Linked DNA regions of Homo sapiens: region 1 is linked to region 2. Evidence: chromatin loops called from intact Hi-C (ENCODE). Cell type or tissue: heart right ventricle. All regions are shown on one strand. Links, peaks and the distances in the headings refer to the core of each region. The heading gives the core; the rest is flanking DNA. Region 1 overlaps NOS1AP (nitric oxide synthase 1 adaptor protein). Region 2 overlaps NOS1AP (nitric oxide synthase 1 adaptor protein).

Region 1 (9,053 bases), core at 2,699-5,198, 66 kb after region 2:
ACTCATTAAAGCACACCAGTGCTTGAACAAAAAGCCAACAACAAGGCCAGGCACAGTGGCTCACGCCTGTAATCCCAGCACTTTGGGAGGCCAAGGCAGGTGGATCACTTGAGGCCAGGAGTTCGAGACCAGCCTGGCCAACATGGTGAAACCCCATCTCTACAAAAGTACAAAAAAATTAGCTGGGTGTGGTGGCTCATGCCTGTAATCCCAGCTACTCAGGAGGCTGAGACAGGAGAATCGCTTGAACCCAGGAGGCAGAGGTGGCAGTGAGCCGAGATCGTGCCATTGCACTCCAGCCTGGGCGATAGAGTGAGACTTCATCTCAAAAAAAAAAAAAAGCTAACAACAGCTGTTTCAGGACCCAAATGGAAAGAGGTATGGTGTAGTGAAAAGAGTACCAATTTGGACCCAGACAAAAGAGTTTGAGTCGTATAGGCTTGTTTCCCTGAGCCTAAGCTTCCCCATGTGAAAGAGTGGAAACATAGAAGTACCTAGGTGTATGCATCACACAACTGGCACCAAATATACATGAACGCCCTTGCTCCTCTCCAAGTCAGTCACATAAAGCTCCTTCCCTTCACAGCAGGAAAAGATTTGATGATGAATCCTCTATAAACGATAACAGCACCCACAATCACAATACTTGCAAATGTGCTGAGCCCACCTTTAAATTTGCTATATGTGTTAACTCATCTAATCCTACCAAAACCATAAACTTATAAGTACTGCTATGCTGTCTTACTCATTGGATAGAAGAAGAAACCAAAGCACAGAGAAGTTTAGAAAGTTGACCAAGGTCACACAGCCAGTAATAGTCATGCCAAGATTTGAACCCAGGCTGCCTGATTCCACAGTCAGTGTTCTTATAACATTCTTATCACAATGTTTATACTTCTCTTTTCAAATATAATTATTTTATTTTACATTATGGTACTACCAGGATTACAGCAGGTTTGTCATGCTATCTGCAATACACATGTGATGTTGACAGGACAAATTGTAATATTCCCATTTGGTAGATGAATAAACCAAAGCATAGAGGTTCAGCGACTTGCCTAAAGTACATAGCAGGACTCAGAGGCAAAGCTGAGACTAAAATGCAAGTCACCAAGAGTCCAACTATAAGATGTAAAGCCCGCTCTAGAAGGAAATGGTCCAGTGATTGTCTAGGCACTGATAAAACCACTTTCAAAGGTGTCATTAATGTCCCCACAACAGTAGCACTGCTTTAGCCAGGGCAGAGTTACATGGGCATGGATCCTAATACAACCTCCAGTCCCAGCCTAGATTCCTTCCCTTCATGGCATCTGTGTGAAAGAGGGTTTTTCTTCTGGCTAGTGGGCCTAGCACACACCAGCAAGAGGAGGTCCCTGGCAGAAGTAAGAGTAGGAATGGGACACAGGTGGCTCAGAGTAGAGCAACCAATGAGAAAGCAACCTGAGAAGGCAAAGGAATGCAAATCAACGTCAATGGACTCAGAAGACTGATGACAGGGAGGAGATGGGGGAGGAGGGCAAGGAAGCAGCTTGCAGTTGGAGCAGGAAATAAAAGTGCAAATGAGAGGCTCAGCATGGTCTCCACTCGCCATCCCACAAACGGGTGAACACACACGGAAGCTGGACAGACAGACCAAGGCGTGGCCAGAGAACAGTGAGTTATAATGCTATGAAGGATATGTGCATGAGAAAGGTCTGATGGAAATTCTCCAAAATGCTAACAAAAGAAGCATGGTAAGATCATGGGTTATCATTGTTCCTTTCCTCTGTTTTCTAAATGTTCTGAAAGATTTATCATCTTTAAATCTGAAAGATTATAGAATTCGACATCATCACAACAGTCCTGGCTTGAGCCTAAGGTGCATCTGCCCGAGGTCTCAGGTCTGCCTGGGCATGAGTGGAGGACCCAAGGGGCCATTCTGCTGGAGACCATCTGGATGACACACTAAAGGGCCTGCTGGGAGAGCATCTGTTTTGAGGACAGAGCTGGGTCCTCAAGCTTGAGCCAGTGACAGAGCTCAGGCCAGGCAGCAGGTCAGTTATAAGCATAATACAGTGCCTGCCACTCAGACTGTCTCCTGGCCCAGCATCCATGTTTGCATCTTAGGAACAGGCCAAATAGCAGGACAGAGAGCAGCAGACAGCAATGACCCAGGGCTCATGAGCCTAGCCCCGCAATGCAAGTTAAGGTTTCACCACTTCAGTAGGGGACACAACACAGTGCTGCCACCTGCAAGGTCCAGTGCATCACCAGTGTGGCCCACCCAGCAAGCCAGTTTCTAAAAGCAGGGAGTGGCATGACCGCAGTCGAGTGCTGTGGCTCAGCTCTGGCAAGCCTCAGAAAGACTCGGCCCCGGGGCCTTGGCAAGGCACTTCCTGGGACTTACGGGCCCCGAGGCTAGGGGTGCTCAGGGCAGGCATCACCACACACAGGAGACAGGGAATCCTAGGCATCTCATGGTCCTGAGAGCACTGTGGCCTTGAGGACCCGTGAGATCCCTCCCAAGCATGCTCAAGAAATCTTGGAGAAGCTTCGCGGAGAATGCAGCATAAAAGCCCTATCACGGTGGGTTGGGGTGAAGCCAGAGGAATATTGTTTTCTGTTATTGAAGGTGTTCTGTTTTTGTTGCTCCACTCACTGATGTAGCCTGGCAGGGAGAAAGGTGACATTTTCAAAAAATGTTTAAGAATTCATTAATAACGATGGTAAATTAGTAACTCTGAGCAACTATTAGAGGCAAAAAAGAGAGAAATATGACTAACAAACAAATGTTAGCGTACAGACAGAACTCCCATATGCTGTCAGCCACTCTTCATGGAAGAAAATAGTAGCTATTTCCAGACCGAAAATTAGGCCAAATAGTAGTTCTGTGAAGTGATTCAAGAACACAATAAACAATAACAAATATACAATATAAGATAAAAGACAAATGAATACACAGTATCTAATGAAGAAAAGGCTACTTCACAAAATTAAAAAGATATGCAGCTTGACAGTAAAGGAGGGTTAATCAGCCATTTGAATGATGGAAAGGTTAAGAAAAACACTGAGAATTATTTTTGAACAGAAAAAAAAATTATGAAGGGAAAATCAAAACTCAGAAGCTAAGCAGCCCTTCCCTCCAGTCCCCATGGCACTCTATTCCTCCTGGGTGTACAGCCTTTACCACCGTGCATACTCACTTCCCCCTTTCCTTCTCCCTCCAACCAGACTGTGAGCCTGCTGAGGGCCATGCTGATATCACCTCTCTGTCTGGAGGCGGGCACGCAGCATAGTGCTGGGCAAAGAGTAAACAATATATTGGCTTTTACTGAATGAATGAATGAATGAATGAATGAACGAACGAACGAATGAACAAGCAAACAGATTAACAAAGGAACAAATGTTAAAGGGGCTGAAATAAATGGATATCTCTGAAAGACATAGGAAAAGGAACTCTGGTCCCACAGGCACACCAAAGAAGAAAACTCCTCCACTTGGCATTTAATTGAATTCAATTTTATATATTCTTTGATAGTTTCATGTGCACATGGCCTGTCCCCACTGAGAAGCCTTAAGCCCTTGAAGGCAGGGACCACAAACTTCTACTTCTATGTCCCCCATTATAGTGCCTGGCACAGTGCTGGATTTTAGGTCTTAAATAAATATTCATTAAATAGGCTTGAATAAAGAAGATGAGACGAGACAAGTAAAGTTACTTCTAGCGGATGAGGTTCCTTCATTTTAATTTATAGGAGAAATGAGCTGGCTATTTACCAAGCTTCATTGCAACAGGCATTCCTCAGGACAAAGAGAGCCTTTCAGAACTACACGAGCGGCGGCGCCTTCTCCAGAGTTCCAGGCTTGGTATTTCCAAGGGAGAGCTAGGGGTCAAATAGTAAAATCCGCAGGCACAGGCACATGCCAGGGAAGTTGGCACAGCACCTGCCCAGGCTGGGAATGACTCCAGGCAGCCTGACCAAAGTCAAGAAAGCTCATAATTCATCCAGAGGAGAACTTAAAAACAATCCAGTTAGTTGGATATGACTGCAGATTGGGCAACTGAATGTCAACCGAATTCAACAGTGAGGACAGAAAATAGGAGGTGGGCACATCCTTCTTTCTCTAAAGCACACAGCTCAGGTGAAGGTGAAAGGTCTCTGCTTCTTGTATTTGGCAACTCCAGCCATAACAATCTGTCAGCAAAAATGCCTGCACAGGATCAGTGGGAGAGTCTCCTCCCTCAATGCAAAAATTCCTGACCAGGCAGCTCCCCATATAACCACCACTGGATTAAAGGCTAGACAAAGGCTAATTACTGGAGAAGGAAAGGGTCTCAGACAGGAAATACAGTTGGTTATCACAGCTAATGTTGTGGATGAGAGTTGCTGGGGTATTTAAATATGTATTGGAATAAAGCAAAAGGGGTCATGCTCATACGTTCATTTCCTTCCTAAGGAAATGTACCAGGGTGTTCAAGTTACCTGGGACTCCCTAACTGTATCTAGATTCCTTGAGGGTGGGGAGGTGGGCGGCCAGCCCTGACCTGATCCCCTAGAGACACCCTCCACCTGCTTTTCCTAGACACAATGCCCCAGATCCACCCCATATTATTCAGGAGAGTCAGAAATGGTTACCCTGGGCAAGATCCACAGCTTGTCACTTGGGCTCAAGGCAGCTGTGTGACAGGCTTTCGAGGAACAGTCTCTAGGCTCATACAGCTGAACTTGTTGACATGGTCCGCCGTGTGCCGGGGGCACTCACTCCACAGAGAGTTCAGAAGCTACACGGCAGCAGCCAAAGTTCACAGGGTGTGTCGAGGGCAGAAGCAACATCCCAGCAGGAAGAAGGAGAGGTAGGAGACTCTCCACAGCCATCTCATGGCTATCCTCCACCCACTCACTGATACTTTCTAGGCCTGCATCCACAGCTAGACCCCCTAGACTGATCATGGGGCAGGAAAGTGTGTGGCTTCACTAAAATCCCGAAGCTTTTACAATTACCCCTGTTCTTATCCTATATCCCTTACCACTCTTCCACTACCACCACCAACATACACACCTATTACCAGACTGGGGTGGGCAGCGGGGTGGCGGGGGGCAGAGTTTACATATTTCCCATCCCAAACCCCAGTCACTTAGAGGTTCCCCATCCTTGAGTGTCAATGTGGATTTGTGATGGGGAGAGTAAATAGTTTGGTGCATAAAACCTAGACTGTGTTTCATGAGGGCAGGACCAGCCCATTTTGCTCACCACTATAGCCCAGCACCCAGCACAGGTGCTAAATGTTTACTGTCACCTGAATTAAGAGTTAACTGGTCATTAAGTAGATGAGGTGGGACTACAGAAGACCAGACCACTGCTCAGACCACTGATCATGCAGCCCCTGGTTCTCTATATGTCAAACAACACCTTCCCAGCCTTGCAGAGGGGGCCACACGATGAGCTGTCTCACCTTTTTCCTGTCCCTGTCCTGTCAAGTATAAAAACAAGAGGAGCCTCCAAGAGGGCAACCCGAGGGAGGAAAACTCAGCAACACAGGCAAGGCATCTCCTCCTGCAATCTGCCTGGTCCTTCCCCAGCTATAGCATCGACTAGAGATTATGAGCTAGGTTTACACTCCTGATTCTGTCACTAAGTAGTCTTATGACTTCATACCAACAATCTGAACTTTTGGGGTCTTGGTTCTGTTTTCTGTAAAATGATCTTCTTTTGTGGGGGGAAGCTACAAGTACTGGACTTAAATATACAACACTCCCAAGGATGATTCAGGGCCAGCTGCTGCTAATTCAGCCAGTCCCTCCGATGGCAGGACACCTAGAGACCCTGGACCCTTGTCAGTTTCCTTAACCAGGATACGGTCAGCAAAGTGTAAACAATCAGACTGCAGAGAGAGGAAGGAAAGTGGCTCCCCCAGGGTCTCAAACAGTCAAGAAAAAAACACAGGGAAACAAGGAAAGAAAGAGTTCGGACAGGAAGGTAGCCAAACAACCCACTGCCTCACTGGGTTTTTAATGCCCTAGGAGGTGAGTTATTGCTTCTGAAGTTGAAAAAAGAAACATCAATAAATAAGTGCTATAGATTGTATTGTCCCTCCCCCACCAACATTCTGCACTGAAGCCCTAAACCCCAATGTGACTGCATTTGGAGAAGGGGCTTTTAGGAGGTAATTAAAGTTAAATGAGGTTACAAAGGTAGAGTCCTAATCCCATAGGATTGGCATCCTTCCAATAAGAGGAGGGGAGGGAGAGAGAGATGTCCTTCTCATACATGCACTAAGGAATGGCTATGTGAGGACGTAGCAAGAATCATCTGCAACCCAAAGAGACAGCCCTTACCAGACACTGGACCTGCTGGCACCTTGGTCTTGGACTTTCCAGCCTCCAGAACTGTGAAAAATAAATTTCTCTTGTTCAATCCACCTAGCCTGTGATATTTTGTTATGGCAGCTGAGCTAAGACAATAAGAGACCCAAGAAGCCTGCTGGCTCTCTCCAGTCTCAAGTACCATTCACCCTCATTCCCAAGATGAGCCTGTCTCACATTCATTGTCCCCATGTGAAGATCTGCCTGGGTAGAAACAGCAAGAACACAATGGTGGGAAGTGGGGTGAGACCAGAGTAGCAAGAGACCAACTTTCTTCACATGGTAGGACTCCAGAGCCCCCAGGCTTGTGGGCAGCACTGCAGCCCCTCCAGCATCACAGCAGCTGCGGACTCCGTGAGCTCAGGGGCCTGACAGTGACAGCCAGTTCAGTCGCTGGGCCATACTCGTTGTGTGCAATAGCAGAGATGAAGAAATAAAGGCAGTCAGTGGATAGAGGAAGGCCAGTGCCATGGAGCTATTTGAACATGTCACTCATGCCCTGCCAACCAGAGCAAATGGATCTCCCATTCCACAGGCAAAGAAGCCTGGTGATGAAGGCAGCCCAGGAGAAGGAGGAGTCACCACCATGGCCTTGAAGCAGGCGAGTATCTGGAGGTAATTACAAGTGGCACCAATATGCCCAGTCAATTACAGAGTGGAACAGCAACTCCACACGGAGCCTATAAAATGCTGTCATGGAAAGCAAGGACTTCACAGAAAGATGCTGGCCTCAGAGAGCTCGGTGATATGACAGTCATGGGCCTGAGAGAAATAATTTCCAGAGAAAGTGGATTAATTCTGGTTCTCAGTCACAGCCAACTCCCATGACAGCTGATTCAGAGCCATGGGGAGATAGACAGAAGGTGGCAGGGAAAACAGTGTGGCTTTTGCTTGCTGTCGAGTGAGTCAGGGAGGCCCACAGTGAGAGAGGCAAGCAGAGCTGTGGGCTGGGCATGGGAGAAGTCACCGTGCTCTTGAAGGTCGAGCTGGGCCCCACAGCAAGGAGATCCAAGGAACCCACTCAATGCGTCTCTAAGCCCTTGCACCTCAGCCTACTCCACACTGCAAAGTTGTTGCTGAAGAAATGTAGTTAAAGTGATACTCTCTCCCCCTCAGAGCCTTACCACCCATCCCTCCCATATAATCAGTCTTTCAGACAGCAGTATGCCCATCTCTCTTCCTTCTCCTTTCACAAGGATCAAAATAATAAGGAAAAATTAACAAAAATATATACATTTTTAAAACTCCCAGGTTGGAAAGAACTTAGAGACATCTAGTCTGGTCACTCGTCTGATATCTCTATCTCTGCCCACTCTGCATCAGCCTTGGCTAAAATGGCCCCAGTGATGAAGAATTCCTTCCCTCCTAAGCTTTCTTCATCTTCCAACAACACTGATGACCAGAAAATTCTTGTTATACTGAGCCAGAATCCACTTTTCAATTGCCTGGTTCTGCTTTGAGTACAGAAGAGTCCCCCTGCCCTTGCCCCCCGCCCCCAGCTCTCAGCTTCATGAGAGCTTTCCAAAACTTGAAGATGGCTAGCAAGAGAGGGATCTTCCCAAAGTGTTGGGAGGGCTCTGGCCCAACTCTCTAATCAATTTCTCTTCCATGAGTATTTAAAAAGTGTTCTTTAGAATAATGTTTTCAAGTCACAGAATGTTCAGTGGTAGAAGGTATCATAAAGATCATTTATTCTTCTTCCTTCACAGATGAAACCCAGGCACAAAGAGAGGAAACTGACTTGTTCAAGTCCTCATAGACACTTAGCAGAACACCCAAGGTTATATTTGAGCTCTCCTCACATCCAGAGGTTTGTACTGGGTTCTCCTAAAATACCACTTCTCCTAATTTTCCCCAAGCAGAACTGTGCTATCCTATCGCCCTTCTATCTACATGCATTTATACACACACTTCAGTCCAGACTATTTCCAACTTAAAGGCTTGGACGTTTGGCTTTTGGTTGCCTGGTACAACCTTACATGTGAGACAGTCCCTGAGACACTTGGGCCCTACACTGGTGCCCATCCCTGAAGGGGCACCAGAAATATTTCTGGAAGTCATTCCCCAGCAAATTGGGAAACATCTTGTGCAAAAATTGCAAATACAGAGGCCCCATGGGGTTTAAAGGCCATAAATGGGATTCCAGAAGAGGAAAAATCTTACCCATAAGCTTATTCTTTTAATCAATTGTTTGAGAGTAATCTGAAAAAGGGTTGCAGAATTTGCTCATTCCCCTGCAGTGTTGGCATTCTGAAAGTAAGGGACTGCAGGCCTGTGAGTCAGCAAGGAAAGCAAAATGAAAACTAGAAAATTCTAAGCATTTATTTAATACGAGCTAATAGAAGATGATGAATATGGCCTCAAATTTTCTGTTCTCCCCAGCCTCACATGAAGGTGGTGCAACCAGGAAAATGAGCTGAGCAGATGGAGTAAACATTTATTAGACATCTACTTTACGGTCGGTATAAAGGCATTGTTGAGAAAACAAAATTTCCCCTAAAGTATTTATAGCCTAACTCAGAAGGCAGGGTACAGGCAGTGTCTAAAACACAATTAATCAATGGTTCTCAGCCTGGGATGATCTTGCCTTTCAGGGAACATTTGGCAATGTCTGGGGTCATTTCTGAATGTCACAACTGGCATTTCATATATCCATATAATGGATAGAGGCCAGGGACACTGCTAAACATCCCACAGTACACAGGACAG
Region 2 (9,053 bases), core at 3,321-5,820:
ATTGTGTTCACTGAGGGGTGAGAAAATGAATTTGGACAGAGGAGAGATAATGGAGTAACCACAAGAATGGAGAAGAGAAGGGGCTCTCAGGGACAAATCCTCCTTTTTCCCAAACTGACGGTGCTGCTCCAAGGTGGAGCACTGCCTGGGCAGGTGAGCTCTGGAGGAAGCATCTGTGTTCCACAGGACAGGAATCCAATCTGCTCAGGCTTTGCCAGGGGCTGAAGAACAAACAAGACTGCTGGTGCCACCGTCTGTGGCTCAGACCAGCCTCCCACAAAGCCCATGCCAGCCCTGCAGTCTGTGCCAACGGGCCTGGCCCTCCCTGAATATGGCCAGGCTGATCTGATGCATTTGCTTTGCCAGCCAGAGCCCCACCAGCCTGGACAGATGAAGCCCTACAGGACTTGACCTTTCAGGGAACAAAACAATGCAAGTCCTGGAACACCACCTGCAGACTGGAAAGGCCAGGGGAAAGTGTCTGGGGTTTCACAAATAGAGCCTTGGGACCTTGTTTTGGAATAGTGGCCTTGGAACTTAATGTGCCGTGCCAGTCAGTGAGGTCCAGGAAGGGGAAGCTGGGAAAAGCATCCAACAGGAGCCAGGAGTGAACACTCAATGGAAGACATGAGTAAGAACATCGATGAGAAGTTGGAAAGCTGCTGACAGATCAGCAGCCTCATTTCTAATCATCTCCTGACACCCCAGTGCTTCCTTTTTCCCAACTTCCCAAACTGCCTCCTAACCCTATATATCTCTGTCCTGGTCACTGAGTATCCAAGAAGGGGAAGCCAGAAGTCTGCAACAGCAGAGTGGGCATCTCATGAAGGGACCAGCCAGCCCTAAACCTGAGGCTATACTTCAGAAACAGAAGGAATAGAATTACTTCCTCAGAGTCCAGGGGAAGGGCTGGGGCCATCAGATGCTCCTCACACATTTAGCAGTCTGTTTTCACAAAAATGTGTAGCTCCCTAAAGAATCCCTGGATGTTTGAAAATACCTGATTTTTAACATATATTATATATATATGTTAAAAATATATATGTATATTAACATATCCATGGATTTTTAACACACACACACACACAGAGAGAGAGAGAGGGAGAGCGAGCAAGCAATAAAGAGAGAGAGAGAAAACAGGATCCTTGGTTCTTCAGTCACCTTGGCCAGAAATAATTTGGCTGGTGATACACTCTCTCACCTGCTTCATAGGAAGCAGGTCTCCCTCATTCTTAACCATAAAATTCATTTTGCCAAGTCCTTCTCACTGTCTCTGCAATGCTTACAGATGTCAGCCAAGACCTGCTTATGAGTCAAGGTGCTCAAAGGCAACTTCACCAAGGGGAGAGGATTCAGTTTGCAAAGGCAAACACTATGCCAGGCTCTGTAAGTCCTTGACTGTGTTCACTACCTATCTAGAAGGAGCTTTGGAGCTTCGCTTCTTGCAAATGATCACAGGAAATTTAAAAGTGGACTCTGACAGTGCTGCTGGGCATTCCAATCATATTCTGTCTATAGTCTCGGTTTCAGGAGTGTGAGCAGATCTCCAAAACAAAACCATAAGCACCTCTACCAAAGGTACTGTCTCACAAAGGGTTTTCAGAAAGTCCTTTTGCATGTATTATGTGATGTGACAGTCTAAAAATTTAGACAGTAAGATACAAAATCTGAGTATACCCATGTTCACAGCAGTATTTACAATAACCAAAAGGTAGAAGCAACCCAAATGTCTATCAATGGATGAATGGATTCACAAAATGTGGTGTATACATACAATGTAATATTATTCAGCCTTAAAAAGTTAGGACATTCTGACATATGCTACAACATGGTTGAATCTTGATGACAAATGGAAAATATTCTATGATTCCACTTATATGAAGTCCCTAGGGTTGTCAAACTTACAGAGACAAATAATAGGGGCTGAGCAGAAGGGGAAATGGAAGTTGTTTAACAGGTACAGAGTTTCATCTTTGCAAGATGAAAAAGTTCTGGAGATGGATGGTGGTGATGGTTGTACAGCAATGTAAATATATTTAATGCCACAGAACCGTACACTTAAAAAGGGTTAAAATGGTATTTTTATTTTTTCCAGATGAAGTCTCACTCTTGTCCCCCAGGCTGGAGTGCAATGGTGCAATCTCAGCTCACTGCAACCTCTGCCTCCCAGGTTCAAGCAATTCTCCTGCCTCAGCCTCCTGAGCAGCTGGGATTACAGGCACCTGCCACCATGCCCAGCTAATTTTTGTATTTTAAGTAGAAACGGGGTTTCACCATTTTGGCCAGACTGGTGATCTGCCCGCCCCAGCCTCCCAAAGTGCTTGGATTACAGGCGTGAGCCACCGCGCCCGGCCTAAAATGGTAAATTTTATGTCATGTATATTTTACCACAATACAAAAATGCAAAATCTAAAACACCATGTAACAAACACATTTGTTCTCACGGCAAGTCCACTTAAATTCTGCTCACGAAATGATATTTCTGGAACTCCCCCACATGCAAGTTAAACATGCCATAGTTTTCCACACTTCCATGTAATTGCATTTGCTATTCCCTATGCCTAAAATGCCCTCCCCACACCATCTGCCTGGTGAACTCTTGTTTATTCTTGAAATATCTGCTCACACTTCTACACAGTGAAGCCAACTCCCGCTTCCCATATCCTCCCACAGAGTTGGTTACTACAGCAATATGCAAGCCTCTATTATCACTCACTGTTGATTGGTTGATTATTTATTTATCCCACAGGCCATACCCTTCATGAGAGCAAGAAATATGACTGATACATATTTCTACCCAAGAAAAGAGACCAGGACATAGGAGGGTGATAAATGAATGTCAAAGTAATGAATATAGTTGACAGTGGTTATTCACAGAGCCCAAGAAAAGGCACTGTATATAAAGTAAGCCTTCCAGAAGTTAATTACCAAATTATTAAAATCTGGATTCCATTCCGAAGTGCAAGGACTTTAAGAACTAATCTTCCTTATATGGTCCATGGTCCACAGCACAGTACTGAGCACTTTATCTATGCTTGATACAGCCTTTTAAAAATGAAATCCTGTAGAGCTGTCATTATTGGCCAAAGCCACTCGTAATCATTTGACTGTACAGTTAGGAGTAATGATTGGGGGGATGGTCGTGAGATGAATTTCTGTTCTGTGGGCTACCCAGCTTCCTTAACTTCTGGCTCTTATGCCTATGGAACCAGAATCTTGGGGGCAGGGTTCCTGAGAACCATGGCAGTTTCTAATACTGATGTGTCTTGTATTGTTGATTTATATAAAATCTCAGAAATGCCAGCATGACCAACACCAAAGTTTGAAATGAATCTAAATTCCAGAATATCTATGAGGAGTCTTGGAAACACTGGGTAGAGACATTTATTTCCCATCTACCTACCTCAATCCCAGCATGACTTATTTTTGCAATAGATATATTATTGAAAATTGGGTATAAATAAAATCTCTGCAATCTCCAAAATACTCAAAAGGAACCACAGAAGCTACTTTTTAAAGAAATATTCATTGTCATTATATAGAAATGAAGTATCATCCTACTTTGTAGACCAAGGAGATCTAAAACTCAAGTTCTAAATCCCATTTGGAATACTTGATAAAAAGGCAGAATCACAGGCCCAGGCTTTAGAAATGTTTATTCAGCAGATCAGAAGTACGGCCAAAAGTTGGCGTTTTTTAAAATGCACATGGTAATGTAGACCATGCTATTCAGAAACACTACTTTGGGCCACAAAAGCAAGGATTATTATACATTTTTATTTGCATTAAGAATTGCCATAAACTAATCAATGTGTCTTAATCATATATGTACTATTTTTTAAGTATAGCTATTCTTGTAACAAGATAGATTCTTATGAAAGTGCTATTGCTAGTTGTTGTCATCCATTTTCTAAATCAAAAGCTAATAAAATAAAAAGTATTACTTTGGGAGGAAATTCCACAGAGTGCTAAGCATTAGGTATTCATACTTTACCTTTCATACATTTTTTACATCTGAAATATTTCTTTATTATTTATTTAAATAGAAACAGAGTTTTGCTATGCTGCCCAGGCTGATCTCAAACTCCTGGACTCAAGCAATCCTCCCACCTCGGCCTCCCAAAGTGTTAGGATTACAGACATTAGCCACTGCACCCAGCCTGAAATAGTTCATTAAAAAATTTATAGAGGAAACTTTGTATTTGAAATGTTTGAGGCCACCAGGGTTGACCAAGCTTTTCATCTTATAGATGAAGAAACCAGTGCCCAGGGATGATAAGAGACTTCCCAGGTTCATTAGCAGAAAACCCATATCTGGAACCTACATCTCCTGACTCTTGGCTCTGTGCTTGTTATGTTCCCCAACACTTGTGTCTTTTAGTAGCTCAGAATCATGGCTCCAGGAAATAAAATTCATTCATTCATTCCTCCATTCATTCAATACATGGTTAATGAGCTGTCTCATGAGCACACAAACCCCATTTTATAACAGAAAGCAAGAAGAGAAATAAGAACATATTGGAAATTAACTTCACAGGACCAGGAACATTCCACACCCAGGGACACATGTCAATAACGTGGGAAGGGTATGAAATACCAGTGAGGACAGAAAAACATGGTAAAGAGACCTTCTGAACTTAAGGAGGGCTTTGGGGCAGGAAATATTCAAGCTCGTTGCTGTTTGGAACGTTGAGAAGGTGGAAGAGCGGTTCATGCACACACAGATGTTCTGTGAGGAGGCTGCATTTCCACAGTGTCAGGAGACCAGCATGATGGCATAGGGCAAGTCAAACAGGCCCTGGCATGGAAGGCAGCGGCAGCCTCAAGTGCAAGCAATCTCGGACTGTGTACTCAGGGGAGCTCCAAGTGGCGGTTGCTCCCTGTAGAGAGGAGACGAGATAGCCCCGGGAATACAGCCATCACTTTTCTCTGACCAGGAGCATGCTGACAGGTCACGGGTAGCTGAACAACAACCTAAATGATTAAGGGGCCTGAAGGGCTGATTTATGAAGCAAGATGAGTACCAGTACTAACAATCATCTGCTGCTTTCAGCTGCTTTCTTCTCTATATCTCTCACAGCATGTTAAAAACAAGTATTAGAATCTTCTCTTCTTTAAGTAAAAAAAGAGACAGAGGTGGATGGCAAGATAAAAATACAACAGTATAAACCCTACTCCGGTCAATTCTATCATTCTCCACTAATATCTAGCCTAGACTGTCCTCTAAACTCCTCTAAATGGTTAATATATGATGTAAGTAGGAAGACTAGAGACATTAAACAACGTTCCTGGCAGAAAGCAAAGGTACTTATTTAAGGTGATGAATGTCCCAGTCACCCTGATTTGATCGTTACAATCTATATGAATGTATCAAATTATCACATGTACCCCAAAATATACACATCCATTATGCAGCAATAAATAGTCTTGCAGAGGAGTGGGGCAGAGATAACACTGTTACCACAGTATGATTCATATCTACACACACACACACACACACACACACACACACACACACACACACACACGTAGAAGGAGTAAACGTTTCCTAGTATTTAGAAGAGTCATGAATCAAGGATTTACGGTTTTCTGCCTCAGACCAAAAGTGGGTATGAGACAAATGATGAATCCTTTTGTCTTTCTAGGGCTCAATTTACCTCTCTTGAAAAGAAGGTAATCAATCATGTTTAATAAACCTCCCAGCACCTCTCACTATCTGCCACACACATCCCACACTTACCTTGTGAAGTTAGGTTAAACAATTTGCATGAAGTATTATGAAGTCAAAGAAGCTACACTGAATAGTAATGCTATTTCACAGCAAGTATTCACATTCTTAGCTACGTGACCTTGAGCAAGCCACCTACCCTACAGAAGGGTATAATTCTTCCCTTCTGTGAAGCCAGGGTATTGGGTTAGATTACACCTTCCCAGCTCTAAACATGACTCAATGTGATATGAACCTTCATAGCTCTTGTAGGAAGAGTTAGATGGGCAGGCACACTTGAGGAAGGTGGGGCAAATGTATACCAACATAGAAATGAAGGCATTTGGTGAGGCCAGGTCAATCCCAGAAGCAAGGGAAGAGGATGGAAGGCAGAAAGGATGCAGACAGATGGGGAAAGTTCTAAAATGGAAAAGAAGTTACTATAGTTTTGCATAGAAAGTAGGAGGGTGCTTAAGGGTTTTAAAAAGAGTGAAAAATAGAGGTGCAAATCCTGAACATAATCTTGGCAACAGCACTAAGGAATCAGGAAGAAGAGACACTGTAAATGAGAAATCTAGGAAAGACTAGAGACATGTATCAAGCACTGCATAGTAAGAATAAAGAAAATATCTGGATGAAATCACTATATAGACTGAGAAGCAGAATAAGGAAGTGGTCCCTAAATCCCTTGCCTGGAAAAGGTAGCAATGTTTTCACCAATGCCAGCACAGGTGAACACAAGAATGTGTTATACATTGAAAAAGTCTATCTTGCACTGGAGAATCAGGTAATAGGAGCTAGACAGGATGTGGGGGTCACACAGCCATTCATGTGGGACTGCTTTTCCTATGCTCTCCCAAGTCTTCTACCCGTTGAATTTCCCCATAGTACGCTTAGGGTGAGCTTAGACTTTCTAACATGATGAGCAAGAGATAAGGGTAAATTTGGAAAACCTGTGCTTGCATTCATCCATTAGGATAATACAAGTTCCAGATGTAAGGTGGCTGGGAAGAGAGAAACTACAGTAGGCAGAACTGATGGCCCCAGTGAATATTCGTGGTATAATGAAAGGTATGATGAAGAAGGTAATTCTTGAGAGATACTGAAGAAACTATTTGAGAAGGAGGAGGAAAATAATAAAATCAGAATTTGGAGGGCTCTCGAAGTCACAGTGTTGTCTCTGTCGAGCAATCATTCAGCCTCTAACAGAATACTGGCAGCTCTCTTTGAAAAGTAGTTTCTTACAATAAAACTGGAAGCTACACCCAGAAGATTCCACTTATATGATTCTCTAAACTGGTGCTTCTCAAACTTGAAGGTCCATATAAATCACTCAGGGACCTTGTTAATTTATAGGCCATTCTGCAGGTCTGGGGAGAGCCAAGGGTTCTTTATTTCTAGCGTAGTCTCAGATGATGCTGACACTACTGGTCCACAGACCACACTTTGAGAAGCAAGGAGCCAGAACCACAGTATGTAAGTCCAAAAGGTATTTGGATATGTCAGCTTTGTGAACTAACCATCTCTAAGGTTTCTTTCAGTGCTAACATTCAATGATTCCTACCAATTATATATGTCAATATTCTGAGTTACATAAAAATTGAGACATGAGGTGTTTCTCAGGAACAACCACCTTAAGATGGCCCCAAATCAAACTCTAACATACAACTCTCATACATAAATGATATAAATACAGTAACCAATACACAAGTTCCCAGAATGGAGGGGAATCTGAAGTTATTGACTTCTTTCAAGGCATAATAATTATCTACTGTCAGTAGGTGGCAATATTTCCTCGGGGTTATGGGATTGTAAAGTGGAACCATGGTTCCCAGCCTGGGCTGTAAACTAGAGCCAACTGGGAAACTTAAAAAATACTGGTGTCTGGATCCCACCCCCAGAAGTTTTGATGTAATTGGTCTAGAGTGCAGCCTGGACATTGGGCTTTTTTTTTTTTTTTTAAGCTACCCAGGTGATTCTCATGAGCAGCTAAGACTGAGGTCCACTAAAGTAGAGTGAGGTTTAGCAGACCATAGAAACTAAGAAGTCAGTGCTGGTCATCAAGTCACTCCTGATTCCCTGCGTCTCCCCGTTCTTCACTGGGACTGACTGATGCACCACATGATCTCTATTCCATCTCATCTTCTCTTCCAGCCCATCACCATAGGTAACTCCAAAGCTGCACCAGACATTACGTCGTCCAAATTTCTATGACAACAAATGAACTTGGGTGAAGAGATGCCAGGATGGTTTATGTAGGAAGAGCACTGTTTTCTGCAGGACTGTTTTCACCATAGCAAAGTGCCATAACCCAACTCATCCCCAGTACCAGCCTTGACTCCGAGGGTCAGTAAATTTTTTTCTGTAAAAGATAAAGTGGTAAATATTTTATGTTCTGAGAGCTATGTGATCTTTGTTGCAACTATGCAACTCTCTTGCTCCAGCACAAAAACAGCCATAGACAATACAGAGATAAATGAGTGCAGCTATGTTCCAATAAAGCTTTATTTATAAAGGCGCTCAGTGGGCCAGAGTTGATCCATGAGCCATGGTTTGCCAACTCCTGCCTTACCTCATTTGAGTTCCCTCTGAATTTTCTGTCTCCGCTCTATTAAAGCATGTGGCATTACCAAGCACAACCACTGTGACATCCAGAGTGCAGGAAGGAGTCTACTGGATAGAGACTGAAATGCGTGGGAGGGCCCCCGAAGACAGATGAGATTTGAACATGGATCCAAAGCAGAGCAAGGTGACTATTCAGAAACGAGGATGAAAATGGGAAGAAGCCCCCACTACAAACTGCAAAATCCTAATCCTGGGATTATTTTCCCATAGGAAAAACAATCTGTGATGTGAGGCAGGTTTCCCCCTCCAACTATGATGGAAATCTAAAGTCAAACTTGACAGGGAAAGAGAATGAACTACTGAGAGTGAGATGTGACCAGATCAGGCAAAAAACCAAAATGAACATGAAAATAAACCTCATACCTTATGCCAGAAATAATTCAAAGTGCATCACAGGCTTAAGTGTAAAACTATAAAACTTTTAGAAGAAAATGGTAGGCAGATCACCTGAGGTCAGGAGTTCAAGACCAGCCTGGCCAACATGGTGAAACCCCATCTCTATTAAAAATACAAAAATTAGCCGGGTGTGATGGAGCATGCCTATAGTCCCAGCTACTCAGGAGGCTGAGGCAAGAGAATCGCTGGAACCCAGGAGGCAGAGGTTGCAGAGCCAAGATCGTACAACTGCACTCCAGCCTGGGTGACAGAGTGAGACTCCGTATCAAAAACAAAAAACAAAACAGAAACAACAACGACAACAAAAAACTTTGTGACCTGGGTT

What was found. A loop is a pair of places that touch in the nucleus more often than their neighbours do. Peaks named below come from ENCODE experiments on the same cell type or tissue, not always from the same donor. Only the 100,000 strongest peaks of a DNase experiment are listed, where the experiment ranks them.
Region 1: it touches region 2 in a loop (2.4-fold over the local background); 2 of 110 quality-filtered maps call a loop at or near these places.

What each region holds. Positions count from the first base shown.
Region 1 is chr1:162,208,556-162,217,608 of GRCh38, reverse strand. All of the region lies in intron 2 of NOS1AP (nitric oxide synthase 1 adaptor protein), which reads right to left. Among named protein-coding and RNA genes, the nearest start is that of MIR4654, 56 kb to the right of the region's middle. In heart right ventricle, for the core only: no CTCF peak of the experiment used is centred there; DNase peaks (open chromatin) are centred at 3,908 and 4,748; H3K27ac peaks cover 1,900 bases.
Region 2 is chr1:162,275,140-162,284,192 of GRCh38, reverse strand. The region is part of intron 2 of NOS1AP (nitric oxide synthase 1 adaptor protein); the gene reads right to left. Among named protein-coding and RNA genes, the nearest start is that of MIR556, 63 kb to the left of the region's middle. In heart right ventricle, for the core only: no CTCF peak of the experiment used is centred there; a DNase peak (open chromatin) is centred at 4,850; H3K27ac peaks cover 1,317 bases.